Regions from separate parts of the Mus musculus genome. Here region 1 is linked to region 2. A link is a loop called in an ENCODE intact Hi-C map of the cell type or tissue named here. Cell type or tissue: heart. All regions are shown on one strand. Links, peaks and the distances in the headings refer to the core of each region. The heading gives the core; the rest is flanking DNA.

Region 1 (15,631 bases), core at 4,495-12,494, 1.0 Mb after region 2:
GGGGTGTGGCTTCGGTGCTACAAGGCTTCCCCACAGCACACAAGGACACTTAATGCTTGTAAATGAATGCTTCTGTGGGTAAAGCAGAGGCTGGAGAGATGGCTCAGTGGTTAAGGACACTGACTGCTCTTCCGAAGGACCCAAGTTCAGTTCTCAGCACCCATGCCGGGTGACTCCCAACCTGCCTGTGACTTCAGCTCCATGGCATCCAATACCCTCTTGTCTCCATGGGAACCTGCACTCATCTGTACGTACCCCCCACCCACCCACACACACTCACTTGTGCACATACATATATGTATGAAAGCATGCATGCATATGCATATGCACACAAGTGATTAAAAGTTATCAAAATCATTTCTTTATTTTTTTAATGGTTTTTTTGAGACAGGGTTACTCTGTGTAGCCCTGGCTGTCCTGGAACTCACTCTGTAGACCAGGCTGGCCTCGAATTCAGAAATCCATCTGTTTCTGCCTCCCAAGTGCTGGATTAAAGGTGTGCACCACCACTGCCCGGCACAAAATCTTTTTTTTAAAGATGTATGTATGTATGTATGTATGTATGTATGTATTTAATGTATATGAGTGCTCTATCTGCATGTACACCTGCATGCCAGAATAGGGCATATAACTCATTATAGATGGTTGTAAGCCACCGTGTGGTTGCTGGGAATTGAACTCAGGACCTCTGGAAGAACAACGGGTTCAGCACTCTTAACTGCTGAGTCATCTCTCCAGTCCAAAATAAATTCTTAAAACACAGAAAGCAGGAAATGTTACACTGTGTGTTATTTTACCACAATTTAAAAATGAAGATAAGGTTATTAAAACAAACAAACAAACAAACAAACGAGTTGATGAGGACTTTAGCATAGCTACATCAGTCTGTCATCACTGATCCCACTTACCAACTTTGGCCTCATTAACAATAGAATAACTGGGTTGGCAAGATGGCTCAGCAGGTAATGGTGCTTGCTGCCAAGCCTACTAAACCCGAGTTCAATCCCTGGTAGGAGCAGGGAAGAAGTAACACCTACAAATTGACCTCTGACCTCCACACACACCTCTGCACGCTATTCTCTGCCCACCCTACCCCAACACACAATAAATAGATGTGAAAAAGAATGTTTTAAGTAGACTAACTAGAGTTACAGGGTAGTTCGGTGCATACAGTGCCTCCCTAGCACACATGAAGCCTGGGTTCTGTCCTAGCAGCTCATCAACTAGACAAGGTAGTGGATGTCTGTAATTCTCCACACTCAGGAGGCAGACACAGGAGAACCAGAAATTCAAGGTTATCCTTGGCTACCTGGTGAGTTTGAAGCTAGCCTGGGCTACATGAGGCAAGCGGAGGAAGCCCTGAGAGAATGTGTAAGGGGCAGAGGAAAGGCTGAGGGGATGTGTGTTGTTGACATAACATGAGGAGAGAGAGAGATCAGTAAACCAGACCAGGTCTACAACCCCAAAGCCCCGCCCCGTGACGTACTTCCTCCAGCAAGGCTCCACTTCCTAAGCTTTCGTCAAATGGGTGACCCAGAGTTAAGATACATGAGCCTGTGGGGCTAAGTTTCTCATTCCAACCACAAGGATCAAGACCCAGACTCTCTAGCAAATGGGTGGTGTGGGAGCAGTCTACAACCTCAGCCGTCGGGACGCATAGAAAGGAGCATTAGGAGTTTTGAGGCCAGCCTGGGCTACATAGTGAGGTCCTCCTCCTCCTCAAAAAAAAAAAAAAAAAAAAAAAAAAGTGGGGGTGAGAATACTGTTGTAGAATAAAGAGGTTTCTGATATACCAGAACCAAATTTAGCTTTGAGAGCGTGGTACTGCTGGTTCTGGTGGCTCAGGCTGGTAGGATTTGCGGAAGGAGGCAGAAGCAGGAGGATCTGGCGCGCATGATTCTAACAGGAAGAGGATGGCTTAGAGAACCGGAAGTAGAGAACCGGAACTAGCCTAAGCCAAAAGTCAGGCGCTCCCGGATCCTCGTTAGCTTGATTAAATGTGACAATTTCACAAGGGAACGGAGTGGAAAAATAGAGAGATTCTCTTGGTGAGGAAGTGACAGTGAGAAGTGGCCTAGCTGGCTTTAAATTACCTTAGAAAAATAAAAAAATAATAAAAAGGGCATGCTGGGAAAATGTAGAAGACGAGCAACGGGCACAGCAGGGCTGAACTCTTTCTCTGCTTTCATTAAGCCGCAAAGGTTTTGCAATAAAAACCGAATTCCTTGTAAGGCAAACAGTCCCAAAGGCAGATGTGTACAAACATACTACATGGTCACACCACATACAAACTATATACAGCCGCTCACACACATATACATACACTGCATACACTCTCATATACAACACATACCACACACACATTCACACATATGCACACCTACTCGTACATAAATTATGTACATATACACTATACACAGATATACAAACAACAGTATACATACATGCGTACATCCTACATATGCATACACACATACATTATACTGATCACACATGCATATACACACAACACAAAGTTAATTAATTAAAATGTAAGATAAATGCCCATATTATACCAATATTCATCACAGAGCTCTACCCACTGGGGATGAGGAGGGCTTTAAATAAGTTTTCCATCTTCTGGAAGCAGAACCCAAGGACCCTGTAGGGAAAACAGCACTAATAGTCACGTGATAATGATGGTGAAGCGTGGGAGAGACTTGCTCTGTACGTCCTGAGCTCAATCCCCATTCTCTCAATAAAATAGGGAAGAAAAAACAAAAACCAACCAAACAAAAAATGAGGCCAGAGATTTGCCCCCAGGGGTTTGTGCGTCCCCCACCCTAGGCATTTGATCCCAGGGGTTTGTGGGTCCCCAGGCATTTGACCCCAGGGGCTTGTGGGTCCCCCCCCCAGGCATTTGACCTCAGGGGCTTGTGGGTCCTGACGGAGAACTCCATGGGACACGTGTACTTTGAACATTTCCCTTCTGTGGAGAGAAACAGGTCACTCTGTGCAATCCAGGTAATTGAGAAGTAAAAAACACAAGCCCCTGCAGAACCCAAAGAAATGCTAATATGTGCATTGCACTGAGTGTGTGCAGAGAGCGGTCTTGCCGAGGCTGGAGCAAACTATTGCTCGGTAGACAGGAAGAAAGTCTAACAGATGATCTGGTTCTCCAAGGGAGGGGAAGTCTATGCATCCAGGACTGGGGAGATGCTCAGTGGGTAAGAGCACGTGCTGTCCGGGCATGGGGGGCCTGAGTTTCGGTCCCCAGTGATCATGTTAAAATAAAAAAACAAAAAAGTCCAGTGTGGCTAGGCGCACCTATAATTACAGTGCTCAGGAGTGGGGTGTAGGCAGTGGGGTAGCTGGAACTCACTAGCCTCCGGTTTAGCCTTCTGGGAACTCCAGACTCAAAGAGAAAGACCCCCCCTGCCCCATATCAAAAACAAACAAACAAACAAACAAACAAACAAACAAAGGCAGAAAGAGATGGGACAGAACACCTGAATATTCTCTGGCCTGTGCCCTGACACACAAAGACAAATTAAAAAATCTATAAATCCAGATTTTCAAAGTAAATAAAAATAGTTGGCCCACATTGGCCTTTGTGTAAATGCCACAAAGTTACAATTCTTCCTTAGAGGCTGCCTCCTTCACTACACTCAGACTTTACACAGGCGTGGGGAATTCGAACTCAGGTCCTCCTGTCCTTACCAGTCTCAGGCCAGTCTCTCGGTCTCTTTGTGGCAGTTGAGACTCCATCTCTAGCTGTAGGGATGGCATGTGAGCCAATCAGAGACACTGAGAAGCAGCGAGATCTTCAGGTGGATCCTCTCAGTAGGGCGCCTGGGGTGGCAGGGGAACTTCACGGTTCCCTCTGGGATTCAAAGCTGAGAGGATGCAAGGGCTGGAGCTATGACTGCCCTGTGGTAACCACCCTCCCGAGATTCCATCTGGGGTCAGAACAATTGCTGAGAGCTAAAGAGCGGCAAGACCTCATGACATCTGTTTATGGTGACCAGTGAGTCTGTTCTCATGCTGACCCAGTTCATGCTGTTGTTGGGTTCTGTCATGCTGCAAGAAGTTTTTGTTATAATATGAAAACCATCAGACTTGAGCTGACCAGGGGCCATCTTTGAGTCCCAGTACCTGCCTCCTGCATCCTGCCGCACCCAGCCTGTCTCCCACCCTCTGTCTCCTCAGCTTTTTCCTCCACCTTCCCAAATTCTCTCCCTCTCTGCATCCCGCAATCCTGTAAGTTCTTCAAGACTCAGGTGGAATTCTCCTCTTCTGACCCATCAGACCCTAGAGGCAGAAGGCTGTCTCGCCTGTGTGCCCCATCTTTTCCTCGATGTTAGAAAACAACCTAGACTACCAGCTTACCAAACCAGAAAGGTTTGTTTGTGGTCCTGGTTTTACTGGTTCCAGCCGACATGTTTCAGGCCCCATGTTTTGGCCTTGTGAAGCCGCAGAACATCAGGCATGAAGTATGTGTCAAAGTCAGTTTGCACAGCTTGTGATGGCTGGGAGGGAGAGGAAGGAAGGGGTGTGGAGAAGGAAGGAGAGGAGGAAGAAAAGAGAGAGGGAGGAAGAGAGACTCCCTTTAAGGGCATGCTCCTCCCGAAATTCCCACCACGTCTCAATAACACCATGAACTGGAGATGAAGCCTTCAACATGAGTGTTGGGAGTCATTTAAGAACAAGGCCGCAGCCCCCCTTCTCTACTCCAGTTCCAAGTCCCACAGGGCAATGAGTGCTTCTGGAACCCAGTGACCGGGGATCATTCCTGTCTCTCAGCTCTTGACTGGTCCAAATTCAGACCTGGGTTAGAAAGGACTATCTCTGAGGCTTAAGTTTCTGAACAATACTCGGTTCCCAGGAGAGATGAGAAGACAGGGTAAAAGATGAGGGTGGACCAGGGCTTGGAGAGAAAAGAGCGATTGTTCTCAGAGAGAAAGAGAGTCTTTGCTGGGCGTGGGGAGGAGACCGGATGCCATCAGTCCAAATGGAGTGATTCAGAGGAAACCTGAGGAGAAAAAAAATGACCAGCGAGGCCCCAACCAACCTGTTCGGGAAGGAAGGGAAAAGTTAGAGCCAGGAATGACACAAAACAGTCACCTCACGCCCCACATCTGCACCTCTGAGATGACAAAGGCACCGGGAGAGCATCCTTGCAATGCCATAAATCCTCCAGGAGGTGAGGGGTGACAAAGGGTGAGGTCACCTCAAGCTGCTGCCTGGAACAAGCTTTCTCACCTGAAGCGGCTCTGCCACTGACAGACACACACCCAAAGCCTTCTAGAATCTTCTGTACGGAGACAAGGGCACCTCCATGAAACGTTCCTCAGAGAGCCACTGTGTGCCCGAGTGGACTGGGCGTCGCTCACTCATCGGTCACAAGTGGGCGAGTTATCTGTTCTCACTTCCTAATCTCCCTGGGCACACAGTCCCCACGCCTCCTTCCCTTGGGGCCCATAGCTTCTGTGAGTGGCAGAGCGGCTAAAGCTGACGTCATCAGTCAGCTGCGAAGAAGCCCACAAAGGCTCCAGGCTCCGACTGAGATAGCTCAGCTGATGAAGGTGCCCGAGGCCACGCCTGATGGCCTGAGATCAACCCCGGGTTCCTACACAGTGAGAGGAGAGATTTGACTCCCTTGAACTGCCTCTGACCCCACACCCATGCACTGTGGCAAGCATCCCTTCCCCCACCCCCGCAAATAAATAAACTGCTTAAAACAGCATAACTTATTCCAAACAACAAAAAGCTTGGGCTCCCCACTACTGTACACCCCTGCTTGGGGCACCACTCTTCTCCCCATCCCAGTGGCTCCCACCTTCTCATTTCCCTCAAATCTGACTCACTCACTTATAAAAGAAAAGATAATGAATGTAGCACGCTCCAGACGTTGCCCAGAGAACCTGCGACATTGGGGGAACAGAAAGACCTTTGTTACCATCCGGTTCCACACAGTCTGTGGGTCCCCATGGTGGTCCCGGTCTGGGGTCCCATTTAGGATCTGTTGCCTATTGGAGCTGAAATGCGATGGGTAATATCGATGATTGACTCAACAAGGCTCTGGGAGCATCAAGGAGACTGACTTCATCAGGAGACTGACTTCATCGCAGGCCTGGGAGGGAGGTTCTAGATCAGCTTACACAACCTGTCACTTCCTTTGATCCAAGCCATGAAGCCTTACAGCTCTCCTGGCTGGAGCTGAAGCCGGGATTCACCTCCTGCTGGAATGCAGGGACTGAAGGGGGACCATCCAGAGGTCTCCAAGGAGGGGACAAGGATAGCCAGGAGAGGTGGCTGGGAGCAATGAGATTTTGTGGAGGCTGAAGTTGCAGGCGAGAAGTCAGACTCTGAATGCAGTGGGAAGAACAGGGCGCTGAGGGCTCCCCAGCTTGGAGGAGGGGTGCAGACCTGAGATGGCCCCTTCTCCCTAGACGGTGTCTCTGCCCAGAGGGCGGGGTAGCAGGTAGCAAGCAGATATCCTTCTTTTGACAGCTGTCAGTTATGGTGCCTAAGAATTGACCCTTCCCCTATCACTCATCTATCGATATTCCCTGCTTTACAAACAGGTTATGATTCAATATGCTTGAAATAAATTGAAAATGTCCAACTCAGGAGATAGGACAGCAAAGTGCTGAGCTAGCATAGGACCATGAGCTTGTGACCTCAGCTTGTAAACTCGGGGACATGAGCTTGTAATCCCATCGCTGGAGAGGTGTAGACAGACAGGGGCCCCTGGCCTCACTGACCAGTTGTCTCAGTTTTATGGTGAATTCCAGAACAATGAGAGACCCTGTCTCAAAAAAAAAGGGGGGGGTTTGTCTCCTGAAGAATGGCAGTCAAGGTTGTCTTCTGGCTTTCACATGCATACAGACATACATGCAAGTCGGCACAGACATCCACAGGAAGGAACACCTGCACACTAGAGGGGGGGATAGTGTAAGCAGAAATGCCTTGTGGGTACACTTAACCTGTGGAACACCAGGCAATAGAGCCCATTATGCAGAATACGATATTTTCCTCAGTGAGGGTGTGACAGACAGCTGTAGCCCACGGCTGCTGCCAAGCATTGAGAAAGGGGGTCATGTTCTCTAGCCCAGGAAAGATCAAAATGCAGAAATGCAAATTTTGACTCCTCCTAAACACATAACTGTGTCACACCTTTGTCACAGTCAGCAGTCACAGATCCTGCCCCCCACCACACCCCCGGCCCTGCTCTGTCTCCAAGCTTCATTCTCAATCAAAAGGACAGCGATTTCTCAGAAATTACGAATGTCACCGACATTTCCAGTACCCCGCTGCTGCAGTCACTCCCTTAAGTGTGTCTGTGGGTCCCCATCCCCTGCCTCCAAGCCACTCAGAACTCAATCAAACAAGTTGGTTATAGACACCGGAGCCTTGGATATTTTCTTCTAAGGCGGTATTTTTGATACCCTCCCACTGTTTAAGGAAAAAGCCTTATTCCTCTGCCCTGGAAACGCTGTTATAATGCTCCATATAATCTGAAAGTCAGTTGAGCTGACAGCTTAGCATTCCTTCACTGGAGATGGCTGGCAGCCACGTAGGATGCAGAAAGTCGACCCTGGGCAGTGGTCCCAGGTTTCGCTGAGTCCTGTAGTATGAACAGATCTTTACTGGTGATGTCTGCATACAGATGCGAATAGAGGTGCGTCTTCCCAGAACATCCTTGCCCTGTGCCCACTGGGCAGGCAAGTCAGGTTTGGAGTCACAGTCTGATGTGTATAGGGCCCCTGGCAATGCTTGGAGAGACAATGATGGAAGGGAGGGGCTGTGAAGTTGGAAACTGTTGGTCCCTAGCACAGAGAAAGAATCCCGGTTCTGTCTGGCTAGTTCACTTTACACCCAACACCATCCTCACCCTAGAGGAAGTGGGTAAGACTGGGTGCTGACCTCCAAGATTCTCCAACCTCCCAACCCACCTGTCACCACACCCTCTCCACAACGTCTTGATCACACTGTTATAAAAGCTTGTGGGGCTCCTGAGCCTCGTTTCTTCCTCTAGGAAATGAGGCGTCCTCGGGTTGCCTGAAATACAGTCATACCCGACTCCTACCCGCGCGCGCGCACACACAAACACACACACACACACACACACACACACACACACACACACACACACACACACGGGCGGGAGAGAAAGAGGGAGAGGGAGAGAGAGAGAGAAAGAGGAGAGAGAACGCTGCATGCGGCCACGCCCCCGCAAGGCCACGCCCCTCACCTGCTGACCTCGCCCGCCACGTTGTCATGGCGACGCACGTACACAGGCCGGGCAGTCGCGCGGGGCGCGGGCCAAGCTGGAGACTCGGCAGAGCGCGGCGGGCCGCCTCTTCCTGGGTCTGGCAAGCAGCTCCTAGTCCGCAGGGCTCTCGGAGGAGAACAGAGCCCCAGCTTCCTCCTCCTGCCAGGTGAGTGCGGTTCCAGGGATGACTGGCAGAAAGCAGTGGCGAAGATAGGAGGCGTGTCCCTGCCCGGAGTTCTCCAATACAGGCTCCTGTTACAGGGCACTGTTCAGACACCAACCATTCCACCTTAAGTGCAGTCACACCCTGTCGCCAGACGCATCCCACATCCCTTAGGCCCCAGGATCGCCCCCTGGTGCCGCTGGAATTAGAAGGGGACTCTTTCCCTTAGGGGGTCATCCACCAGCGGGCAGAGAGATCCCTTACCAGACCTCACATGCCCAGCTATAACTCAAAAGAAAATGTACAGCTGGCTCCCACACTAAGTAGCCCTCATCAGAATATATCTTCCAAAGTCTGCCTCTAACCCATCTCTAATCCATGGTTGACGGAAGCTGTTTGGCTCATATCACAGTATCAAGAGAGAACCAACACAGTTTAACACCCTCAAATGAATACAGTACTTTCAGGCAGATGGGGGACTGTACAGGACTAGACAAAGGTGGAGAAACACCACCTAACCAAGGCAGTGAGAGAAATAGGCTGAGCTTCCAAAGCTCCGTCTAGGATTGATCCCAGAGAGGGAGGGAATGAAAGGTAGTGTCCTCCCCAGCCAGAGCTGAGCTGCCTTCCAGGTATCATTTTGGCCTTTCAGTATTTACAGAGGACTTCCATCTGCCTGTCGAAGAAGCTCCTGGCTTAGGAGATGAAGTAGTGGCCCAAACTGTCAGGATGGCAGAGGGCCCCAAGATTTCACCCTAAAGCGAGAAGCTGATAAGGGAGGGAATAAAGGCAGAGACTCCTAGACCCTCCCCATGCCTTGTCTGTCCTGCATCAGCTCTGGGGTCCGTCATGCAGGTGGGTGTGCTGGGAACACAGTTCCCAGGAGGTCAAGGCAGAAGAGTGAGACGTTCAGGGTCATCCCTGAATGCCTGTCCCCGATGAGGCTCAGTACAGGGTGGTGATGGAGAGTAGAGACCCTGAGTGTCCTTGTCACAGCTAGAGGGGGTTTCGTTTCTATCTCCAGCCTCTGTAACTCTGCTTTCCAGAAGTTTCTCGGAAGAAACAAAAATGAGGACTTGTTCTTAGACCTGGCGTTGAGATGTCTCCCGGGCGCCTGGATGCAGCTCGGTTATTATTAAAACAGAAAGATACATTATCATCAATGTTTTAGGAATGTCGGATGTCACTGAAGTGTTGATTTTTTTTTTTACCTGTGCAGAACTTATTTGGTGTGTGTTATAAGAGAGAAGTAGGGATGGATGAGTGGGAGGGACAGAAAACACGGCATTCTGGTCACAGTGGTACACACCCATAATCATAGCACCGGGAAGGAGACTGGAAAATGAGTTCATTTATACTCAGCTATAGAGTGAGTTTGAGGACAGCCTGGGCTACCTTGAGAACTTGTCTAAAACCCCCAAACCCAAGAATGATGACAAAAATATTAGCAAACTCTCCAGGTAGTGAGCTCAGAGGAATTACACCTCTACCCCTTCCTTTTCTTTCTTTTGATGTGTCTGGGGTGGGGGTGGGGGCATGGCAGCACTGTTCACACTCAGTGCCACAAAGGTCAGAAGAGGGGATTAGATCCCTGGGAACCTGGGTGATGGATGACCGTGAGCCACCATGTGGATGCTGAGAATCAAACCTGAGCCCTTTACAAACCTGAGAAGACAGTGCTTTTAGCCTCTGAGCCATATTTCTGGCTCTCTTCGCTTTTGTTTCTTTCTTTGTACCCTCACCTACCCTCAAACTCACAATCCTCCTGTCTCAGCCTCCCCAGGGCCAGGTCACAGGCACGCACCACCACATCTGGCTCTCTGTCCACTTTAAAGATCTCCGTATATTCGACATTTTCCTCATAAGATGATGGAGGGAATCTGTGCAGAGTCCTGATCACATAGAATCCTTCATCTTCGTACTTTGCCTTTAGAAGTCAGTCCTTGGACCAGGGAGATGGCTCAGCAGGTAAACGTACTTGCCAAAGGAGCCTGGGGAGGTGTGTTTGAGTTTTGATCCCCATCACCCACCCACAGCGGAAGGAGGAAACAGATGCCTGCAAGTTGTCCTATGATCTCCATATGCTTACTGAGGTGTACAGATATCTCAGTAACACACACACACACACACAGTTTTAAAATAAAAATCGAAAGCATCCTTTCCTAATTTCAGTATATGGAGAAGTGCAGCAACTTACAAAGCAAGAATCAGTTGAAGCCTGCTTTTTCCATTGGCTGACTCCTGGTGCTTTGAACTCACTGGGAGCCTGTGGGTCTCTGACCTGGAGTGTAAGAGGCCCAACTTAGCATCAGTAATAGCTGATGGAGTCTGTTGTTGCCAGGCAACCTGGGAGAGAGTAACTCACCCGCAGTGTCTGAACTAGTAAGCGCTGGGTCATAACCAAGCAAAAACGAGCAGTGGGTGTCACGAGCAGTGGGTGTCACGGAGAAGAAGGCCGAGGGAGGGGGCAGCCGCTGTCTGTGACATTTGGGTTGTGGTTGGGATATTTGGAGCTCTGTTTTGTTTCTCTAGTTAAGAAAAAACATCGGGAATCTGGAGAGGTGACTCGGGTTAGTTAGAGGTTCTGGAGAGGTGACTCGGGTTAGTTAGAGGTTCTGGAGAGGTGACTCGGGTTAGTTAGAGGTTCTGGAGAGGTGACTCGGGTTAGTTAGAGGTTCTTACTGCTCTTGCAGAGGGCCCAGGTTCAGACCTGCGCACCCAGGTGGCATGGCAGGTCACAGCCGCTTGTAACTTCAATGCCAGGGGATCTGATGCCCTCTTCTGACCTCTGCATGCCCCTGCATATACCTGGTGCACATACATACCCTCAAGCACATATATGTTCACATAAGATAAATAAATAAATTTATTTTTTAAAAAAAAAAGAGTACATTCTGCTGATGTTTAAATGGACCAGTCATGTGAAACCGCGCCAATTCCTCCCCCAGCCCCAGACCCTTTTCTATAAAAAACCCATAGCTTTCAAGCCTCATGGTCGAATCCACTGTCTCCTGCATGAGATACTTTTCGACCCGGAGCTCCACCATTAAACTACCTTGTGTATTTACAGAGAGAGAGAGAGAGAGAAAAATGCCTTGAATTTGATTATCATATTTCAATGCTTCTCTGTTAGTGATCACTATTAGGAAAGATGACCTTCAAAAGACAGAGCTAGTCCATCACCTGGACACTCCCTGTCTCCCTCTCCCTCAGGACTCCATGACATCAGGAGACCCCAATTCATCCACTCAGGCTTAGAATGTGTTTCTCTAACCAAACCCTTTCTGGACCCTCCTGTAGGGAAATCAGAAAGAATGAAAGCGTATTTGAAGAGCGCTGATGGCTTTTTTGTCCTGAATAAAAGCACCACAATCGGCAAGCATGCAGATTCAGACCTCGTCTTACAGGTGAGGTACACGGCGTACGCCTGTCCCATGCACCCCGCCCCCCCAGCTCTCCTCCATGTGAGGTAGACTTGAGTCTCCCTAAGCCCAACTGCCACAGGTAGCAAGCAGCCAACTCTGTCCTTGGACAGCCAAGATCCATGCAGGAATCTTCCCGATGGCAGAGGGGAGCTGGCATTTGGTATCGGAAGGTGATGGGCCTTCTGTTAGTTAACAAACTCATGTCCTTACAGGTCCCAAATTGCCCCCCTGTCCAGAAGCAGCGTTCTGGGGGAGCTTAGAAGGGGTGCGCGGGGCAAGTACATTGAAGTGTTCTTCTTTACCATGTGCCCAGGGAAGGGTCTCTTTTTCCAACACCCCTCCAAGGCCTTCCCTTTCCATAGCTTGGCTCTAAGGGGCCCCTGGAGCCCAGGAAGCTCCAAGGTGAAGCCTTGGGCTTAGCCGTAGTCTCTCGTAATTGAACTTCATTTTCTGACGAGCTGTGGTTTGGTGGTCCAAAGCCTCAATTCACTGACAGCTGAGGAAGTGGAAGAAAGAGATGAATAATGAAAACAGAGACTCAGAAGCTCTTTAAATATTCAAGCAGGCTAAAATATTTTAGAGAGACGTGGGATGGGGCCTCCCACAGCAGAGGAGCTAGCTTCCCTGAAACCTTGCGCCACAAGCCTTTAATAAGCTTTTTTTTTTTTTTTTTTTGAAAAGGGAGACGGAGTGTGCCCCTCACACTGTTTCCTGGGTGGTTATGCTAGTGTGATGTATGTATAACAGCATCAAAGCAGTCCAGAGCACGGGCCGTATGTATGTGTGTAGCAGGGGTTGCCTGTGGAGGGTAGGTACCCATGATTTTATCATGGGTGCAGATTCATTTGCAGAAGCCAAGATGCCAAACAGCTCACCACCGGAGATCTAGACACCACTTCCTAGTTACAGTGGCCCCTCCCACAACCACCCCTAAGCCCTGAAACCAGTACTGTCTTCTCCACGTCGATAATTCTGTTGTTTGAGGAAAGTTACTTTAATTAAATCATACGGTGTGTGATTCAGGGTTTGATTTGAGTTGGTTTCCCTTTCCCTCAGGCCTAGAGATGCACTTAGGTTGCTAGCTTGTTTCTTTTTATTGCTGAGTAGCAGACCACGGTACAGACATGGTGCCGTTTGCTTAGCCGGTCATATACTGGAAACGGTGATTATCTCTAGTTTGGGGTCAGCATAGTAAAATAAATAGCTGCTCATTTTAGCTTGCTGTCAATTGCTCTGACAAACACTAAGACCAAAAGCACCTCGAGGAGCAATGGGTTTACTTGGCTCACACTTCTGCAGCCTAGTCCATCACTGAAGGATGTCAGGGCAGGAACTCAAGCAGGGCAGGAACCTGGAGGCAGAACCTGAAGCAGACGTCATAGGGGACACCCATTTACTGCTTGCTGGCTTGCTCAGTTTGCTTTCTTAAACACTTCCAGGACCACCTTGTGCGGGGTCAGCACCATCCACAGTGGCCCGGGCCCTCCACGTCAATCATTAATCAAGAGCATGCCCCGCCCCCAGGCTTGTGCACATGCAGATCTGATGCGGAGGTATTTTCTCAATTGAGGTCCCTCTTCCAAGATGATTCTAGACGGTGCCGAGTTTACCAAGCATCTACTCAGCACGGTGCTGCGTGCTGGACACAGCTTCTGAGTAGGCATGAAAGCCTGGGTATGTGATGGTAGCGTCACATGTCACATGGAAATGTCTGCATGGTACCCAGGGAAACCACCAAACTTGTCCAACGCCGCTGTGCGGCTTTCTTCTCCACCAGCGGCGTAGGAGATGGCCTCCCTCGCCTCACCAGCTGCGAATGCCATCCGCAGCTGTGTGGTTTTAAGTACTGAGAGTGACAGAGGCAGTATAAACCTATAAATCTCCTTATTTGTCTCATTTCTAATTCCAGAGAGAGGGCATCCAGCATCCTGCCATTACATAGCAGGCTGGTTAGCATTTCTGCAAAGTTCGCCTAATCTTAGAACACATTCATTCCAATTTAACAACAGCTCACCACATCTCCTGTGTTACTTTTCTCACGGCCAGGACCAAACAGCCAACAGAAACAACAGAGAACCTTGTCTGAGTGCATGGTATGCAGGAGGGTTCACTCCATTGGAACTTGGCCCCTGTGTGGGGTCAGAGCGTCATGGTGGCAGGAATGTGTGGCAGAGGACCTGCAGACCTCATGACAGATAGGAAATAGCAGGAATGTATAAGACACCAGGGCAGATAAAACTCAAGGACATGACCCAGTGACCTGCTTCCTCCTTTTAGGTCTCACCCCTACACCCCCCCCCACTTCCCACCACTACCCTAGTCATCCCATCTTACTACAAAGCCAATCATTGAATTGGAGTCTTAGCACTTCCATGCAAACCACCATCCCATACTCTCCAGTGGTGTGCTTCATTAAGGCCCAGGGCTAGCTTTCCCCATCGAGTCAAGTTGACCATCAAAATCAGCTGTCACACCCCCTTTTGCATGGCCTCCTACATGACCATCCCCATGCAAGAGCACAGAAAACCCATTCAGTACCCACAGTGGGAAAACCAAGAGAAAGAAGCAGTATTTCTTCTTAGCATATTGAGAGACTTTAAGCCAGGCACGGTGGTGCACGCCGCCGTTAATCCTAGCTAGCACTTGCAAGGCAAACTCAGGTAGGTCTTTGAGTTGGAGGCCAACCTGGTCTACAGAGGAAGTTCCAGGACAGTCAGAGATACACAGAGAAACCCGGTCTCAAAAACGGGGGGGGGGGGGGGGGGAGAAACGTGGAAATCAGAGGGAGTTTTGTGGAGTTGGTGGAGTGGGGTCCCTCCTTCCACCTTCACACGGGTGGCAGAAATTGGACTCATCTGCCCAGCCTGACATCACAAGCCCTTTTACCTGCTGGGCCCCAGGGATCTTTCTTTTTGAACCAACTCTAAGACTAGAAAGTCATAAAGGTTTGAGAAGGCACAGGCTTTGAGAACAGAGATCTGGGCCTAAACCTCTTTGAGCCGTTTCCTGGCTGTGTGGCGGTAAGCGTGTGTTCCCATCTGTAAGCTGTGTACCTTTCTGGGTTCTTGTGTTGACCGAGTGAGGAAAGGCTACCAGGCGCCTGGCACACAGTGCTGAGTAAATTACACCGTGATCATTACGATGATCTCGTAAAATGAGGCCGAGAGAAATTCTCAGGGGTAGGAGGGGGCACCTGTGGAGCCCGGAGGCTGCTTGGGAAAGGCAGCTAATGAGACGAGTTATTACCCAGGCAGAAACTGAGTGGCATTTGACATAAAAATAATGGGCCATAGAGTGTCCTTGGCCTCACTCAAATGGAAGGCACCAGGGTGGAGAGACAGCGCAACAGTTAAGAGAGCAGGCTGCTAATAGAAAACCCAAACACCCACAAGTTTACAACCCCCTGTAACTCCAGTTCCAGGGGATCCAACACCTAGCAAGTACGCATGTGCGCAGAACCACACAGACCCGAATACACTACGGAGGAGGAGGAGGAGGAGGAGGAGGAGGAGGAAAGGAGGAGGAGAAGGGAAGGAAGGGGGAAGAAGCAGCTGGAGAGACAGCTTAGAGTTTAAAGGCCCTGGCTGATTTCCCAAAGGACCCAGGTTCAGTTCCCAGCACCCACATGAGACTCACAAACACCTGTAGCTCCAGTTCCAACTTTTTCTGGCGTCCAATGGTACTTCCCTAACACACACACACACACACACACACACACACACACGCACGCACGTGCACGCACACTCACGTGCACGCACACACTTGTGCACGCACACACAAGTAAAA
Region 2 (16,850 bases), core at 4,837-12,836:
TTTTGCAGGCAAACACTTTTCCAACTGAGATGTCTCCTCAGTCCCTTGGGGCTGGCTGTGGGGATGACGTCAGCGTTATGTGTTACAGGGGTGTCTGAAGGGATGAATTGCCCTCTGTGATGGTGACATTACAGGAAACCCCAGGAGGAGAAGGAGGAACAGAGAGCTGCTGCTGGCCTCCAGAAAGTGACAATGCCTGGACTCTGTGGGATTTCTTATTCCAGACTTTTCTGCCTGCCAAACTCTGTTCTCTCTCTCTCTCTCTCTCTCTCCCTCTCTCTCTCTCTCTCTTTCTCTCTCTCTCTCTCTCTCTCTCTCTCTCTCTCTCTCTCTCTCTCTCTCTCTCTCTCTCTCTCTGTGTGTGTGTGTGTGTGTGTGTGTTTGGGATTGGCAGCAGCAGTTACAATGCCATGGGGAGATCCCCTGAGCCAAGGAATTGGCAGAGGGTAGAGTATGGTACGTGGCTTTATAAAGCCCAGCTTTGGGGCAACCAGACACTATCAGAGAGTATACTTAGGCTCCCAGACAGGTGGCATAGCCTACTGGTGACAATCATGGGACCTGCAGGTAGACTGCATGGGTCCAAATCTTAGGTCTTGCCTTGCCTTTCTCATCTGTGAAATGGACAGTGGTATATGGAGTTAAGATGAGCCAACACACACTCAACACAGTAAGAGGAGCCACATCTGGCTTGTAGTTGGACGAGCACATTTGCCTGTGAGTTTAGGACCACTCCAAGGTCTGTCTGTGGTTCCAGAACAATTATTAGCCATGTGACTTTCACTCTCAAAGGAGCTGTGGTCTGGAGTTAGTTCTTAGGATCTTGCCCACTGTGAGGTCTTCTGGTGGCTGAGTGATGGGAGGAACAGGAAACCCCAGGAGGAGAAGGAGGAACAGAGAGCTGCTGCTGGCCTCCAGAAAGTGACAATGCCTGGACTCTGTGGGATTTCTTATTCCAGACTTTTCTGCCTGCCAAACTCTGTTCTCTCTCTCTCTCTCTCTCTCTCTCTCTCTCTAAAGTGTGTGGCTTTACCCCTGACACAGGCATCGCAGTGTCACCTGTGCTAATGGAAGCCATAGGAACAGCTGGGTTGAGTTCCAATTTGCCGATATGTCTTTGGCTATTTATACCTCGACAGTGGAGCCGTAAGGATCTGGGCAGGTCCCAACACCCTCTGCCTCCTGTTTCTGCCCTGTAGAATGTCTCCAAAATGAGTAGTCCCTGCGAAATGGAGGCCCAGAGTTCCCAGAAGGAAGGCGTGCCATGCCCTGTTCCCCTTTGCCTTCCCTTCTCTCTAAGCTGTGTTGTTATCAGTAGGGTACTTTGGGTAACTGTTTCCCAGGGGAACCTCAAACCAGGCCAGACCTGGTTGCTGTGATCAAAGGGTAGTGTCTTAACCCAGATTCCTGCAGGCCTGCAGGATCGCTGCTACTTTGAGGTCTGCTGGATGCAGATAGGGTTTTCCAGCAGCTTCTTGGCTGCGTGGGAGCTTTCTGAAGCTTCTGGAGGGATGTGTTCTCTCCTCCCTCTTGCCCCCTCTCCTCTCTTTCTCCTTCCTCCCCAATCCACCCTCCTTCCTCTCTTCTCTTTCTTTTACCCCAAATATCCAGTGCTGGCCTCGTCAACTGAAGGAGGCAGGGTGGGCAGCTGAGAGTATGTCTTCTGGGAGAAATAGCCCTCCCAATCCCCTCATGGGGCATGTCAGCCCTGTAGGCTTTATCTTACGGAGCTGGCTCTGAACCATGATGCAGAGACAGTATCCCACCCCAATTAAGAAAGTTATAGCTGGCTACATGCATTTTATCATATGACTTAGCACAATTGTTTATTTGGTTCCTTATTATTATACATTTTAGAAAGTAAGAACAATTTTTAAATTAAAATATAATTATTTCACTTCCCCTTTCCCTCCCTCCCTCCAGGCCCTCCCATGTCTCCTCCAACTCTTCAATAGACAACCTTTTTCTTTGATATTATTGCATGTGTGCACGTGCATGTGTGAGTGTGTGTGTGTGTGTGTGTGTGTGTGTATGTGTGTGTGTGTGTGTGTGTGTGTGTTGCAAGGCTGGAGTACCTGTGATGTGTGCTGTGTTACAGCTGTGAGTGTAACCTGTGGAGCCTGCTTTTCCTTTGGAACCCCACTGCCTCGTTTCTGAAATGAGGGCACGGAACTGACATTAGCTGTGAGTTTTCACTCTGATCATGCCCTTCTTTGATCCTGAGACCCAGAGACCCAGTTTGAGCTCAATGGAAAGGTATCCAATAGCCACAGTTGCACAGTGATGGATACAAGAGGCTGCCTTGGGAGTAGGGAGCTGCCTGTGCTGAGGGATTCAGGTGAGACCACAGAACAGGCTGCTGGTGGTGGGGGAGCAGAGAGCTTCCAGAATACCACAGGCAGTTGGCTCATGGGACTGCAGTTTACCACTATTGCTCTTGGGAGGAGGTCACCTCTCCTCTCACCCGACATGTGCTGGATGTGGAGGTCACGGCCACTTCTAGACCAGGGTGACTGCAATATCTCCGACCTTTTGATACTACAATACCATGCTGTCATCCACAAAGCCACACTTAAAATCCTGTGATTGAGCTACAGAACCAAAACAAAACAGCCTCACCCACAAACTTACAAACTCGTCAGTGTTTCTCATCATGTGTATATGTGCTTGTGTTTGTATGTATGTATGTATGTATGTATGTATGTATGTATGTATGTATGTATGTATATGCATGTGTGTGTGCACATTGTATGCATGTGCACTTGTCTGTGTATAGGTATATACATGTGTGTGTACACATGCACTTGTCTGTGTGAGTATAGATGTATATATGCATGTATGTATGCATGCATGTATGCATGTGATTGTATGTGTGTCTGTGTGCATGTAGAGGCCAGAGGTCAAGCTCAGCAGTCGTTTCTCAGGAGCTGCTCCTTTTGCTTTCTGAAACAGGCTCTCTGATTGGTTGGAATTCACCAGGCAAGTTAGGCTGCTTGCCATCTGCCTCCCCAGTGCTGGGGTTACAGGTGTGTGCTGCAATGACCAGCTTTCTACTCGGTTTCTGGGGGTCAAACATAAGTCCTCATGTTTGTGTGACGAACTTTACTGCCTTGAGCTATCTACCCATCCCCCTAATTTGTAATAAATAAGTTATTGACCTTGCATTCAAAGGCTTTCGTGGTTATCTTTAGCCTTATGCAGTCAAACACAAGCAGCCAGCATGGGCTGTAGACTGGAGACACGTGCTTGAGTCTGAAGGCGTCTTCACTTCTCAAAGCTGGAGCTGTTTTTTAAGCCCAGTTGGTTGCTTAAAACCCCATGAGCCAGGCTGGAGAGATGGCTCTGGGGTTAAAAGCACTGACTGTTCTTCCAGAGGTCCTAAGTTCAACTCCCAGCAACCATATGGTGGCTCACAACCATCTGTAAAGGGATCTGATGCTCTCTTCTGATGTGTCTGATTACAGCTACAGTGTACTAACATATGTAAAATAAATAAATACATTAAAAAAAAACTAAACTATGAGCCAAGCGTGGCTACAGGCCAAGGCCAATGATGAAGAGGGCTCTTGTGCAGATTTTGAAAGGACCCCAGGATAGACCGAGTGAGCTCATGTCCAAATTCAGTGCTTACCTCAAAATGACAAGTTGGTTGAGCAGAGTGATTCCCAGTCACTCTCAGCCCTGCCACGTAAGTCCTGTGCCAGTAATTCTGACTGCAATATGACTCTTGTGTCCATGTTGGGAACCCTTCTTCTTCTCTTCTGGAAGTTTCTAAAACTTTAATTCTGCCTTGCAAGTGAGCTATTTATTATATTTGGGAATGTGTGTCTGTTTTCACAAATTAAGTTTGTTTGTTTGTTTGTTTTAAAAGGTATATTGTCATTTGAATTATGTGTATGTGAGTGTAGTGCCTGTGGAGACCAGAAGAGGGCATCAGATTCCCTGGACCTGGAGCTCCAGGTGGTTGTAAGCCACCTATTGTGGGTGCTGGTAACTGGGTCCTTTTGCGAGGGCAAGTGCTTCTAACTGCTGAGCCATCTCTCCAGCCTTGCCTTCTGGAGTTTATTGAAGAACTGTGTCCTGGGCCAGTTTGTATTTCTCCTACCTTGGAGCCTAGGGCTTTAGTCGCATTACACGGGCACTGCCACTTAGCCACATTCCAGTCCATATGTTATCTTTCATCTTGATCAGGGTCTCACTAAATTGCCCAGGCCAGCCTTGAACTTTTTCTCCTGTGTCGCAGGAGAAAGCTCTGGATTTACAGCCCTCCTGAGTACTTGGTTTCAGAGGCCGGTGCCACCGATCCCAGCTGTACATCATGTATCTCAGGCGCCAGAGAAATAGAAGACGTCTCAGTGTTTTGATTTGATTGATCATGTGTTGAAATTGAAATATTTGGCAAATGTCTTATTAAAAATCTATTATTGAAACAAACCCTTTCTGTCTCTTTATCCTGCAAGCAGCTGTCAGGAAAATGTAAAATTGAGACTCCGGAGATGGCTTGGCTGGTAAAATGCTTGCTGTGCCAGCATGAAGGCTTGAGTTCCATTCAGAACCAATGCAAAAAAGCCAGGCGTGGTGATTTCTATTCCCAGAGCTGGAGATGTAGAGACAGGGGGATTCCCAGGCCTTGCTGGCCAGCCAGTCCAGCCTGCTTGGCAAACACCAGGTTCAGGGAGAGACCCTGGCTTAAAACTCTCACTGGTAGTGGATAGTGTCTGAGGAATGACAGCCAAGGTTGACCTTACAAGCACACACATATGAACACATGTAGAATGTAAAACTACGTGTGTGTGACTTGTATGTTTAGTCATTGTACGAGACGTGTCGGCCGTCGGAACTTGTGGGGTTTCTCTCCGTTCTCTTTTTGCTTTTCTCTGGTACTGTCCTTCTTTCGTCTCTTTCCCACTTGTGTTTTATGTCTCTAGGACCCTTGAAGTAATTTGGGAGCTCCCTGGCCTCATACTTTGAGTACACAGAGTACTCCATTCTGTTTAAACATTTACCTCCTCCTGGGTTATCTGGCTGTGAAATGCTGGCTGCCTCTCTGTGCTGGATGATAGAAGTTGGCGTTCTCTTGAGAATTTACATCCATTTATTTATTATTTATTTCATATGCATGCATCTATCTATCTACCTACCTATTTAAAGATTTATTTCTTGTATGTATACAAGTACACTGTAGCTGTCTTCAGACACTCCAGAAGAGGGCATTAGATCCCATTACAGATGGTTGTGAGCCACCATGTGGTTGCTTGGAATTGAACTCAGGACCTCTGGAAGAGCAGGCAGTGCTCTTAACCACTGAGCCATCTCTCCAGCCCCTACCTACCTATCTATGTGTATCAGTATGCCACAGGAGCCTGCAGGGGGCGCCAGCTCACCACTGTTTGCTTTTGCCCCTTTTCCCCAGAAGTCAGTTCCTTCCTTGGAGCTTCTGTGTGAGGTGCGGGTGTTGCTTCATACGCTGTCAGTCTTGACTGTGAGACTCCCCCTCTTCTGCCTGAAGTCCTTCAATCGATCTTTCTTTCCTTGCCTCCCTCACTACCTCTCTCTCACCTTCCCACTCTGTTTATCACAGTCTATGCCCAGGAATGGCAGAGAACAGTTTGAAAGCATGGCTTATGGTCAGTTTGGCACTGTGGATGGGACCCAATATGGCCCCAGAGTGTTGAATTTAGTTTCAATCCCTGATGGCACTGAGAGAAGATAGAACCTTGAAGAGTCAGGGTCTAGCATGAGGCTTAGGGGCTGGGAGGAGTGGCCTTGTGAGATTCTGATTTCTTCCTCTCTTCTTTTACACTTGGCCTTGAAGTGAACCAGTCCTCTCCATGTGTCCCCACCATGACGCCACAGGCCCAAAGCACCCCGACTGGTTGGTTACAGACTGAAGCCCGGGACCCAACAATAAACCCCCTTCCTCCTCCTTCTCCTCCTCCTCCTCCTCCTCCTCCTCCTTCTTCTTCTCCTTTTTTTTGAGACAGGGTTTCTCTGGGTAGCCCTGGCTATCCCGGAATTCACTCTGTAGACCAGGCTGGCCTTGAACTCAGAAATCTGCCTGCCTCTGCCTCCCAAGTGCTGGGATTAAAGGTGCGTGCCACCACGCCCCACCATTCTTCTTCTTAAATTGATTTATCTCAGGCATTTGTTACAGTAGTGAATAACTGACTAATACAGAGCACTTTATCTCCTGGGTGTGGCGCTGCCTCTGTGAGATGAGATCTGTGGATGTTTCTAGAGGCATCTCTTGGAGAAGCCATCTCCTGCTGCTCAGCACAAGCAAGGGAGGCAACTGCAGCTGTGTCCCCTGGAGGTTCTCAATACGGAACCGGTTTACCCACCACAGCCTCTCTCCACATTCAACTCATCCCCTGAGCTGGGGCTTTGTGCACCAGCTTGTGACCCCACACTCATGCCATCTTTACCCTAGTATACTCGGTCTGTGACAGTTTTGCAACAGCATCCCGAATGCATTAAAAACAGCACTATGGCGCCACTTTCTACGAGAAGCAGACTGTAGGATGACAAGAAACAAGGTGTGTCTATCCTCAGTTCCCAGCACAGCCCAGACAATGTTCCACTACAGTGAATCCTTATAGGGCAGGCATGTTGGAATCAATCAAGTTAGTCCTACGGGTGGCACTAAACATGGTAGCACCTTCGCATACCTCAGGACCTTTGCACATGCTGTCCTTTTATACAGCACCACTTCCTGTACCTTTCTGACTTCATCTGCCCCTAAGTCTTTTATTTTGTATAGGTTCTATAGTACCTGACCACATTCAATTCCTCCTGCTCCCCTGAGGAGATTACCTCATCAAATCAGCCTTTCATTAGACATAGACGCCATGGAGCACAGGGGCCAATGCACACCCTTCCCGAGCTGCAGGCACTCTGTTCAGTTTTCTATATGTGATGGTTAGCCTTGATTGTCACCTCTCACCTATGGAGCTGGAGAGATGGCTCAATGGTTAAGAGCACTGGCTACTTTTCCAGAGGACCTTGGTTCAATTCCCAGCAACCACATGACAGCCTACAACCATCCGTGACTCCAGATCTGACGCCCTCCTCTGGGTTCCTGAGCATTGCACACATGTGGTCAGTCACATGTTCAGGCAAAGCACCCAGACATACCAATCAAAATAAAACTAAACAAAGATGAATGAGACCACCAGGATACCAACCCCTTGATGACACACTGGGTGCATGTTAGATCTTTTAAAACTGGGAGCGCATACTTGACAAAAATCAGTTTCAATGCGGGAAAGGCCTCTTTTGGCTACAGCTAGAGGGGATGTAATCTGTCATGGTGGGAAGGGATGGTGGCAGGTATGTGAGGTAACTGGTCATTTCACACCTATAGTCAGAAAGCAGAGGACAGGCAGGAAGAGGATCCAGACTATAACTTCAAGGCCCTAGTGGCACACTTCATTAAGGTTCCAGAACCTTCCATTATAGCGCCACCATCTGCGGACTAAGTGTTCATACACATGAGCCTATAGGTTTCTCATTTAAACCTCATTGTGAATTCTTCAGCATTATTTTGAACTGCCTGCAGGTAGGCAGGAACCTGGGGTATTAACCCAGGCCTCATATGTGTGCTAAGCACTTTTCCTCTGCCCTGTACCCTAGACTGGAGTTAGTTCTCATGCACTCTCTTCAAGGAGAGCAGAGGGGAAAACTGAGGCAGCGAGAGCTTTGCTCAGAGTTACATAGGTAGGTGGAGCAGGGTTTTAGTCCAGGTCACCTGATGCATGTTATGTGTACTGTAGTGTGTGTGTGTGTGTGTGTGTCTATAGCTATATCCTGGCAACGCTGGAGTCAGCCTCCAGGCTCTTCTGAGGTGCATCTTCCCAGCTATCAGAAACAAACTCAGACCCTTAATCAGGTTTTTCAAAACGCTCCGTGCAGCTCCACCGCCCTCTAGTGTTCATAGCACAATAGTGTGGATGCCTCACTGACCAAGAGCAGTCCAGGTTGTTTCTCAAGCCAGCTGGGCTTCTCTCAGGGCTGCTCTGGGTCTTTGTGAGCCCTTGAGTACACTCGGAAGGGTGTAGCTCCACACATGGATTTGCAGGTGTTGGCTAATGGCTGGACATGTGTCAGAGGATTTTGTTGCTAGCTCCTCCGAGGCCCGACAATACAGAGGAAACTTCAGTTTATACCTTCAATGGTGTAAGTTAGGACTCCCTGTCCTGCCTCTTCTCAACAATTCTGATGATAACTTGGTCCAAACTTGGGATCAAAATTTCTATGTTGGAGTGATCGACACACAAAGGAGATATGTTCCCCTGTCCTACTGTGTGCCCCACACTTAGGGTTTCGGAGAAGGAAGCCAGGTGGATTTTTGGGAAGAACATTCTGGGAAATGGGAACAGCAGGTGCAAAGGCCCTGGGGGCACCTGGGGGACAGTGAGGAGGAGGCAGGTGGGACTAAAGGAGCGTATATGGGAGAAACGCGTAATGAGGGCAAGAGTCAGGGGAAGCAGCCATTCGGGGAGCCTCAGAGACATGCCTTGACAGGACTGCCTGCAACACAGAGTGTGAGCAACTTAGGATGCTGAGCGACTTGAACGTCACTGAGCTATGAGGCCACTTAGGGTCCTCCTGCACTCAGCATCAGTGCCTGCTCCTGTCTGCACGGATTCGGTTTGCTTTTCCAGCACCCATTGTCTAGATGAGAAAACTGAGGGGCAGAGATGAGGGTGCAGTTCTCACTTGATGAGGACATGAATGGAGGCTCTGGAGGTTTCCAGGGCTGGGGTGGGGAGAGTGAGTATGAATCGGGGGAGGGAGAGAGAATGTTTGTGTAGGTGGACTGTTGTGGTCTTGTTGTAGCTACAGTAAAATAGACAAACCAGAGCTCATTTGCAGAGACTTGTATATCACAATGTACATCAATGTCAGCAAGATGTCTGAAAAAATTTGAAATTATATTTATTTGTTTAGCGTGTGTGCATGTGTGTGTGTGTGTGTGTGTGTGTGTGTGTGTGTGTGTGTGTCTGTGCATACATGTAATGACATGCATGCAGAGGTCAGGCAACAACTTTTGGAAGTTGGTTTTTCTCCACCATGTGTATCCAGAGGCTACACAAACTTGGACACAAGCACATGTCTTCACCTGTGGAGACATGTTTCTAGCCCATCACAAGATATTAAAGCAGCAGTTCTCAATCTGTGGGTCATGACCCTTTGGGAGTCACATATCCATATTTGGGGATATCCTGCATATCAGATATGTATATTATGATTCATAACAATAGCAAATTACAGTTATGAAGGAGCAACTAAATAATTTTATGGTGACGTTTACCATAACAGGAGGAACTGTATTAAAGGGTCTTGGTGTTAGGAAGCTTGAAAGCCACTGGGCTAAAGGAAGCAGGGGCCTGGCAGGGTCTGCACAGCTGTTTTACTGATTCCTTAGATGCCAGGCCTGGTAGTGCATGTCTATAATCCTAGCACTTACATACCATGAATTTGAGGTTAGCCTTGGCTACATAGTGAGACCTCTGGCTCAACAAAACAAAGAAAAGGGATATTCTCAAAGGTCTTTAAGGCAAGTGAGGTGGCTCAGTGTGTAAGACTTCTCATTGCCAAGCCTGATGATCAGAGCTGAATCCCTGGGACTCACACGGTAGAAGAGGAGAAGTGACTCCCATAGTTATCCTTTGATACCCCCCAACGTGTGTACTGCGACAGAGAGAGGGGAGAGAGAGAAAGAGAGAGAGAGAGAGAGAGAGAGAGAGAGAGAGAGAGAGAGAGAGAGAGAGAGAGAGAGAGAGAGAACAAAGAGAGAGATGTGGTCATTAGAAGTGGGGATTGGTGGGTCAAACAGACAGGGATACCCAAATCTCAGAGGAACCTGTCAACTGAAATAGATTTGGGCTCTTCTTAAGAGAATCAATCTGCTTTAAGCACAGGTTGGAAGCTGAAGTGAGGGAGGAAAGAAGGGGGCTAAGGAGGAGTATACGTTTTTATTTTCTATCTCCTTCATTCTCTAGGGCACTCTGCTTGGTGTGGGCAGGGTAGCAGGTATTGGAGAAGTGTTTTGGGGGATGGGATTCCTCAGGGATGTTGCTGCCTGTGTTCTTGGTCATTCCTTGCATGAATGATGTGTCCAAGGGGCTCACATCTCCTCCCAGCCGGGCCAGGCGTATCTTCAGCACACTGGTCCTTTTGTGCTGGATGCTGTGTTGACGGCGATGCCTCTAGCTCCTGATGGCTGAGTCTATTATGCCAGCAATTATAGCATTTTCTAAGTAAATACCAGCTGCTTATCTCCTCTCGTCTCTCTTAAAATTCCATCCATGCTTTGGAGATTTTCCTATATGAAGGATCTCATGTCCCCTTCATTTTCTCTTTTCTCCCCTCCCCTCCCCAATTTCTGGGCTTAAAGGTTCCTGCTCTGACTCTTTGAGTGTGGCAGACGAGACAGTATACATCATCATGGGCTTTGGAATCAGATACCCCGGTTCTAATCCCGGTCCTGTTGCATGCCACCTCTGCAGCCTTGAACTGATTGATTAACCTCTTGGGGTTGTCTCTTTCTCATCAGTAAAGTGGGATAAGAATATTCGCGTCCTAACGTGAAAGTTGAATTAGCTAATTGACCACAGAGCTTGATACAATTTGACATATGCTCAAAAAAATAGTGATTAGGGTTGTTCATTCTTCAATAACCTTTAAATTAATGTTAAGTTATTACATAAGGGCTGGGGATGTGATTTAATAGCAGAACAGTATAGGACTCAATAGTAGAGCATTTGCTCAGATTGCATGATCCCCAAGGCAAAAATATACCATACATAAACTACTATCTATTATATAATTAATAACCTATAACCAAATAAATTAAAAGCTATTCTGGTTAGATCAGATGCAATTGTGTGCAAGTGTGTTACTGTGTTACTCAGGAGACTGATGTGGGAGGCTCACATACACTCAGAACACAACCCAAGAAGCCAGAAGAAGGAATTGAGATGAAATATGAATGCATAGAACCCCTATTCATTCATTGAATTATAGCGGAAAAGTTCTCAAGCCTAGGGAAGAAACAGACAGGCAAGCACAGTAACCATTAGGACCCCAGACAGACACAGACAGAAAAGAACTCTACAACACTCACTTAAAATGCCAAGACTGCAGAACAAAGACCGTTAAATGATGGAAGGAAAGCTCATCAGAGTAACACCAAGAAACCTTAAAAGCTGGAAATTCATGCAGTGATATATTTTAAGCCCTGAAAGTCAATAATTGCCAACAGAGATTATTATATCCAGTGATCTTTAAAAATTGATAAGGAAATAAAGACCTCATCAGGCAAGCACTAAATTAAGCAGTTTGTGATCATCAGTTATCTCAGCCAGGGCAACATAGGCAAGAATAGGTTCTATGGGAAGAATCAATGGATAAGTGAGATTTAGGAAATACTCAATCATATCCAAGACCGTAGACTAGGGGTCAAGTTCGAATAGATTAGAATAAAGAGTATTTGAACCAATCCTGAAAAACATGGCCAACGGAACCACAGGAACCCTCTCCATAAGCAACTTAATGATATAGTGTAGCAGGCTGAGTAAACAAACCTAAAGCAAAGTAAGCAACTTAATGATACAGTGTAGCAGGCTGAGCAAACAAACCTAAAGCAAAGAGCCAGACAAAGCCTAAGTGCTCATCCTCTGTGAGAGAACACACCTCACAGGCAAAGACATACACAGACGGAGTGAATGGGTGTAGTCAAGATGGCAAGTTATAAAAAACCAGAAGGTGCTACCCTCAGACCTGGTGATGTAAACTGCAGACAAAATTAATCAGAGATAGTCAAAGCCACTGCTTGTTGATAAAGGGAAACCCATTCAGAAGATATCACTAGTATAAATGTGTATGCAACAAACATTGACAAAATCAATCTTACGAAGTAGCGCTGCTAGAAGTAAAGGGACTGATAGGTCTGGATATTATAGTGTGGGATTTCAACCCAAATAGATAATGCAGGCCCAAAACTCTTTCAGTTAAATTGCACTATAGATCCAATGTATTTACAAATCATCTACAGAATATTTTACCCAATAGCTGTGGATACACATGCAGCTGGCCACAGAACATTGAATGGAGCAAGACTTGGCAAAAACACCTCCCCAAAACCCCAAAACAAAACAAAACAAAACCAAATAAACCCCTCCCAACAAAACCAACCAACCAAAACAAACTCTCCAAACCTTCAAAACTTCAATTTTATCAGATTGCAATGAAACACATTTGGATATCAGTAGTAACAGAAACTACTAATACACTATACTAAACAATATGTGATTGAATGAACAATGGGGTCTTTGGAAAAATCAGGGAGGGATTGAAAGAATTCCTGGGATAAAATGAAAGTGAAAAGGACTTATCAGAATGGTTAACTTACAGCAATGGGAGTCCCAAAATAGTTATGAGTGATTATGTTAAAAAATAAATGTTTGGGCCAGCAAGATGGCTCAGAGGGTAAAGGCACTTGCAGCCAAGCCTTGATGGCTTGAGTTCTGGTGGAGGCAGAGAACCAACCGACTCTTGTCTTTGGATCTTTGCATGTGCAGCATGGCATGTGTGCATGAGAGGGCACATGACTGCATGAGTGCATATGCACACACACATACATTAAATAAATATCTAAAAAGCCAGATTCTAAATAAACAACTTAATAATTTATCTCAAGGTCCTAGATAAAGCAGAACAAGTTAAATCCCAAATCAGTAGGTAGAAAAAAATAATACAGATTATGGAAGAAAGAAATGAAAGGGATGTTAAAAGAATAATACAAGGTGCTAGAGAGAAGGTTCGGTGATTAAGAGCATTGGCTGGTCTTCTAGGAGAGCAGGGTTCAATTCTCACACCCACAGGGTAGCTCACAACTACCTGTAACCCCAGTTCTAGGAGATCTGGAAGCCTCGCACATATGTCATAATCCCTTAAGAACAACATCCAAAGCTGACCTCTGGCCCTATATGAATGTGCACAGATGTGTATGAACATCTGCACATATAGGAACTCTCTGGAGCACACACACATTTCATGTACCATGGGCTTGCTCACCTGTGTGGTCTACAGAGTTCTAAGCATGTTGAAGGTGGACAGGGCTAAGTGACAATGTTTGGTGGACAGCCAATACATTTTTTGACTTAAAATAATTTCAGCTCAGTGGGATTATGGAGCCGTCATCTGTGGAAAGTGAAGCAGTGTAGACTGGGGTGTGTGTGTGTGTGAGGGGCTGAGCAGAGGGACCCACAGGTAGGAGGATCTTGAAGAAGAGATAGTGGTTCTGGCCTCAGGAAGTCACAAAGTCACCCCTGGACAGTGTGGGACATGAACCCTCTTCTGGGGCTGACTGAAGCTAGACAGAAGGGAAGTATGAATCTCCGTGCTCCCAACATGTTTGGTGCTCATCAGCTGGAGGTGGGTGGTTTTCACTATGATGGTCAGCTTAATGGTTGCTGCTTCAGAAGGACTGGCATGCTGAGCCTCCTTCAGGGGTATCGGTGGGGCCCTCACTATCTTGCACCATGAAGATGCAACTGTGCATTGCTCTGGCCATGCTCCCTGAAGGCATCTTCCTCCCGGCACCATGATCTGCATAATTCTGGTGCTCAGTGGCATAGTGGAGGACTAGCAATGTGGGACGCACCCCGTGTAACCTCTAGAACAGGAGCTAGGCCTTTGTCACCCCACCCGCAGGCCAAGCACAGCACCACATTGTCTGGAGCTCTAGGACTGGAATTACATGCTTTTCCATGTGTCTTTTAAATTAGCTGTGTCCACTCTGCATTGTCTGGGGTCTTAGGAACTGCACAGTACTCTTCATTCCTGAGCTTTTCCAACCTCACTCTGTCTTTCCTGATTAACGTGGTTATTGAGCTTGGAGTCCAGGAGGGGGCGGTAGAGGACAGTAGAAAGAACGCCCCGAGTTAGCTGAGCAGCCACATCTGTGCTGCCCTTGCTGCTATCAATGGGGTCCTTTGGTGCAGCTGTGCTTAACCCTCTGAGGCAGTGCCAGCTTTCCCTGTACCCCACTTCTCTTCCCTCCCTTTCCACTCTGGTCTGGCCCCTTTCCTCTCTGGTTCCTCTCTTCCTTCACTCCTGTCTCTCGCCTTTTTCTGCCTCAGGGACCCCCGTCTCTCTCCTTGCTCCCTTTCTCTAATGGTACCTGAGTTGCTCTTGAAGGATGCCTGGGGACCAGGAAGGAAAGGTGACAGGAGTGAAAAACAGGAGACAGGAATGTGAGGGACCGGGGCGGATCTCACAGCTCCTTCTCTGGGCTTCCCCTGACCTGATTCTATCTGCCTTCCATGCTCTCAGCAACAACAGTGGCTTTCCATACCTGCTCTGCAGGAGGAGTACTGCAGGACTGACCGTGTGGGAAGCCAAGTTCACTGACCTGGCCTAAGAGTATGGACCACTGAGGTGGAAACTGGTGGTATACAAGCTGGTGTGGCCTCGCCATGGCAACACAGGCCAGCAATGAAACCAGAATCTGTAGCCAGGATGGGCCACTGCCAACCTCAGATGTTCCCCACAGCAGCCTGTCTCCACATGCGGGCCATCTGACACTTAGCACGTGGCTCATCTGATGTGCTTGCTGTGGGTGTTAGAGCCACATACTGGGTTTTTAAGGAATTGGAATGAAAAAGTAAATATAAAAGTATGACACTAATGTTGTTTTATATTAGTAATGTGCTAACATGATTAGTTTCAGTTATATGGCATCAATAATGGCTATTAAAGTTAATTGCACCTTTCCGTGTTTTAAGAAATACAAGAAAATATAAAGTCCCAGATGTAGCTTACATTGTAGTTTTAACGGTCAGTGCTGGTCTGGAATTTATGGCCCACCACCTTATTCTTTATCGTCTTCCCTTTCAATTGCAAAGAGACAGGTTCTCCATATGTTATCCAGTCTGGTGTCACACTCCTGGGCTCAAGAGAGATCTTCATGCCTAAGTCTCCTGAGAAGTTGAGACGACTGACATATACCATGATGCTTTGCTTTCAAAATTTATTTTAAACCACCCTGATCTATACTGTGTGTATTTAGATGTCTTGCTGTGGCCACATGACCAGGTGCCCATTCTTGCCACCCTGCAGGGAAGGAAGAGTCTCTTTTAGAATTTTCTCCTGGGGAGTTGTAAGCAATGCCTACCCCGTCTCATAAGATCCCAAGAACGAACCAAACTGTTGCTTTGCCAAAATGCATCCTGGGAGTCAATGAATTTATTAGGGTCATTGGTAAAGCATTGGTTACAGGCAGGAGGGTCAATGACCATAAAGTAGCCTCAGAGGAAGGCTTGTGGCTAGTGTGGATGGGAGCTCCCTTGTCAAGACTGCAAGATGGAGCACCCTCCTGTTAGCTTTTCCTAGTCTCTGTGCCTAGCCCTTCCAGCAGGACCCCTCTCCACTTCCAATGACTCTCCCCACCCACTCCTTTTGTGAGGGACTGCCATTCACCAACAAGCCTAATGGTGATAGACTCTTGAACGTGGGCACAGTTGATCTGGTAAAGATGGCACCTGCCGTGCTCCAGGACCAGGTCCTTCAGAATTGGAAAGACTATGCTGAGGAACTTCCAGGCTTCAGAAGATCCTCCTCCAACCCAGAGGGGTCTTGGGACAATAAAGGGAACCACCCTTGGGAACCACAAGCATTAAGCAATGTAGCCATGGAGACTGTGTGGCCTGAAGGCAAATGAAGGGGCCTTGGAACATCACAGTGTCACAGTCAATTCACTTCTGAGCCTCCCTCTCCCCACCTGGAAAACTGAAGCAGGATTGTGACCTACTTGCTCCCTGGTTATCCTGTAGAGCCCAGAGTTGTTAAATCCATCCTGAGTATAGGAATGGCGTCTGTGAAGGTCTGCTTTCGAAACCAGCCAGGGACTGGGGTGTGAATTCAGATCTCAGGACCAGTTTTTCTAAGACCAGAGAGGGGGCTTTGTCAGGCAGGAGTCTATATGCTAAGCCCAGATGTGGTGCTCTGCACACCTGCCCAGGTAGCAGCTGCTTTTCTCCTGATAGGCTTGTGACGTTGTATTGTAGCACATGCTTCCTGAAATGTCCAAGGGGTAGGAAAATGAAGGAGCCTGTCCATCCTTCTTAGGGCTCTGTGCATCACTGGTCCCCAAAGGCCAGAATGGGAACTATGGAAACCAGGAGGCCAGAGGTCCCTCTCCCTCTCCCTCATCTCCCTCCTCTCCCTCTCCCTCCTTTCCCTCTCCCTCCTCTCCCTCTCCCTCCTCTCCCTCTCCCTCTCCCTCTCCCTCTCCCTCTCCCTCTCCCTCTCCCTCTCCCTCTCCCTCTCCCTCTCCCTCTCCCTCTCCCTCTCCCTCTCCCTCTCCCTCTCCCTCTCCCTCTCCCTCTTCCTCTCCCTCCCGTCGAACTGTAGGTCTCCTGGTGCTTCCTCCTTGCCCCCTCAACTCTATTATCCCCAAGGTGGTCATTTCTTGCTGTGATTTCTTGTGGAGAAAATGGTTAGTTTGAGAGTCTGGGTTTAAGTAGCTAAGTGGTGGCTCCTGCCCCTGGGAAGCTTGCATCCTGAAGGCAGTTCAACAAAGGCTGCTAAAGCTGTCATCCTTTAGGGAACCCAGGGATGGCTGCTCAGTTCTTGGGATGTCTTCCAGGTTTATAGTAAAGAAAACAGGACCATCGGGAGAGATGATTTGCATTCGTGGCAAGCGACCCCTGGCATTCCCAAGCTCAGAGTGGGGTGGGGTGGGCAGGTTTGCTGGATTGTAAAGAAGCCCTGGGAGACTCAGAGCTTTGGAACTTTCACTGCGGGTCCTGATGTGCAGTAACTCCACCCCTTCTGGTGTCTGC

What was found. A loop is a pair of places that touch in the nucleus more often than their neighbours do. Peaks named below come from ENCODE experiments on the same cell type or tissue, not always from the same donor. Only the 100,000 strongest peaks of a DNase experiment are listed, where the experiment ranks them.
Region 1: it touches region 2 in a loop (2.6-fold over the local background); 6 of 42 quality-filtered maps call a loop at or near these places.

Annotation. Positions count from the first base shown.
Region 1 is chr4:142,007,741-142,023,371 of GRCm38, reverse strand. It overlaps Fhad1 (forkhead-associated (FHA) phosphopeptide binding domain 1), which reads left to right and starts at 11,721. Exons shown (of 32, transcript NM_177868.4): 1 at 11,721-11,827. The coding sequence starts at 11,735. It overlaps 4930455G09Rik (RIKEN cDNA 4930455G09 gene), which reads right to left and starts at 5,474. Exons shown (of 2, transcript NR_131014.1): 1 at 5,242-5,474. In heart, for the core only: a CTCF peak has its summit at 8,595 (motif pointing left); DNase peaks (open chromatin) are centred at 5,471 and 8,321; H3K4me3 peaks cover 2,153 bases; H3K27ac peaks cover 2,956 bases; H3K27me3 peaks cover 3,115 bases.
Region 2 is chr4:143,018,533-143,035,382 of GRCm38, reverse strand. No RefSeq gene overlaps it. Among named protein-coding and RNA genes, the nearest start is that of Mir7021, 110 kb to the left of the region's middle. In heart, for the core only: CTCF peaks have their summits at 5,374 (motif pointing right) and 7,922 (motif pointing left); no DNase peak of the experiment used is centred there; H3K27me3 peaks cover 1,540 bases.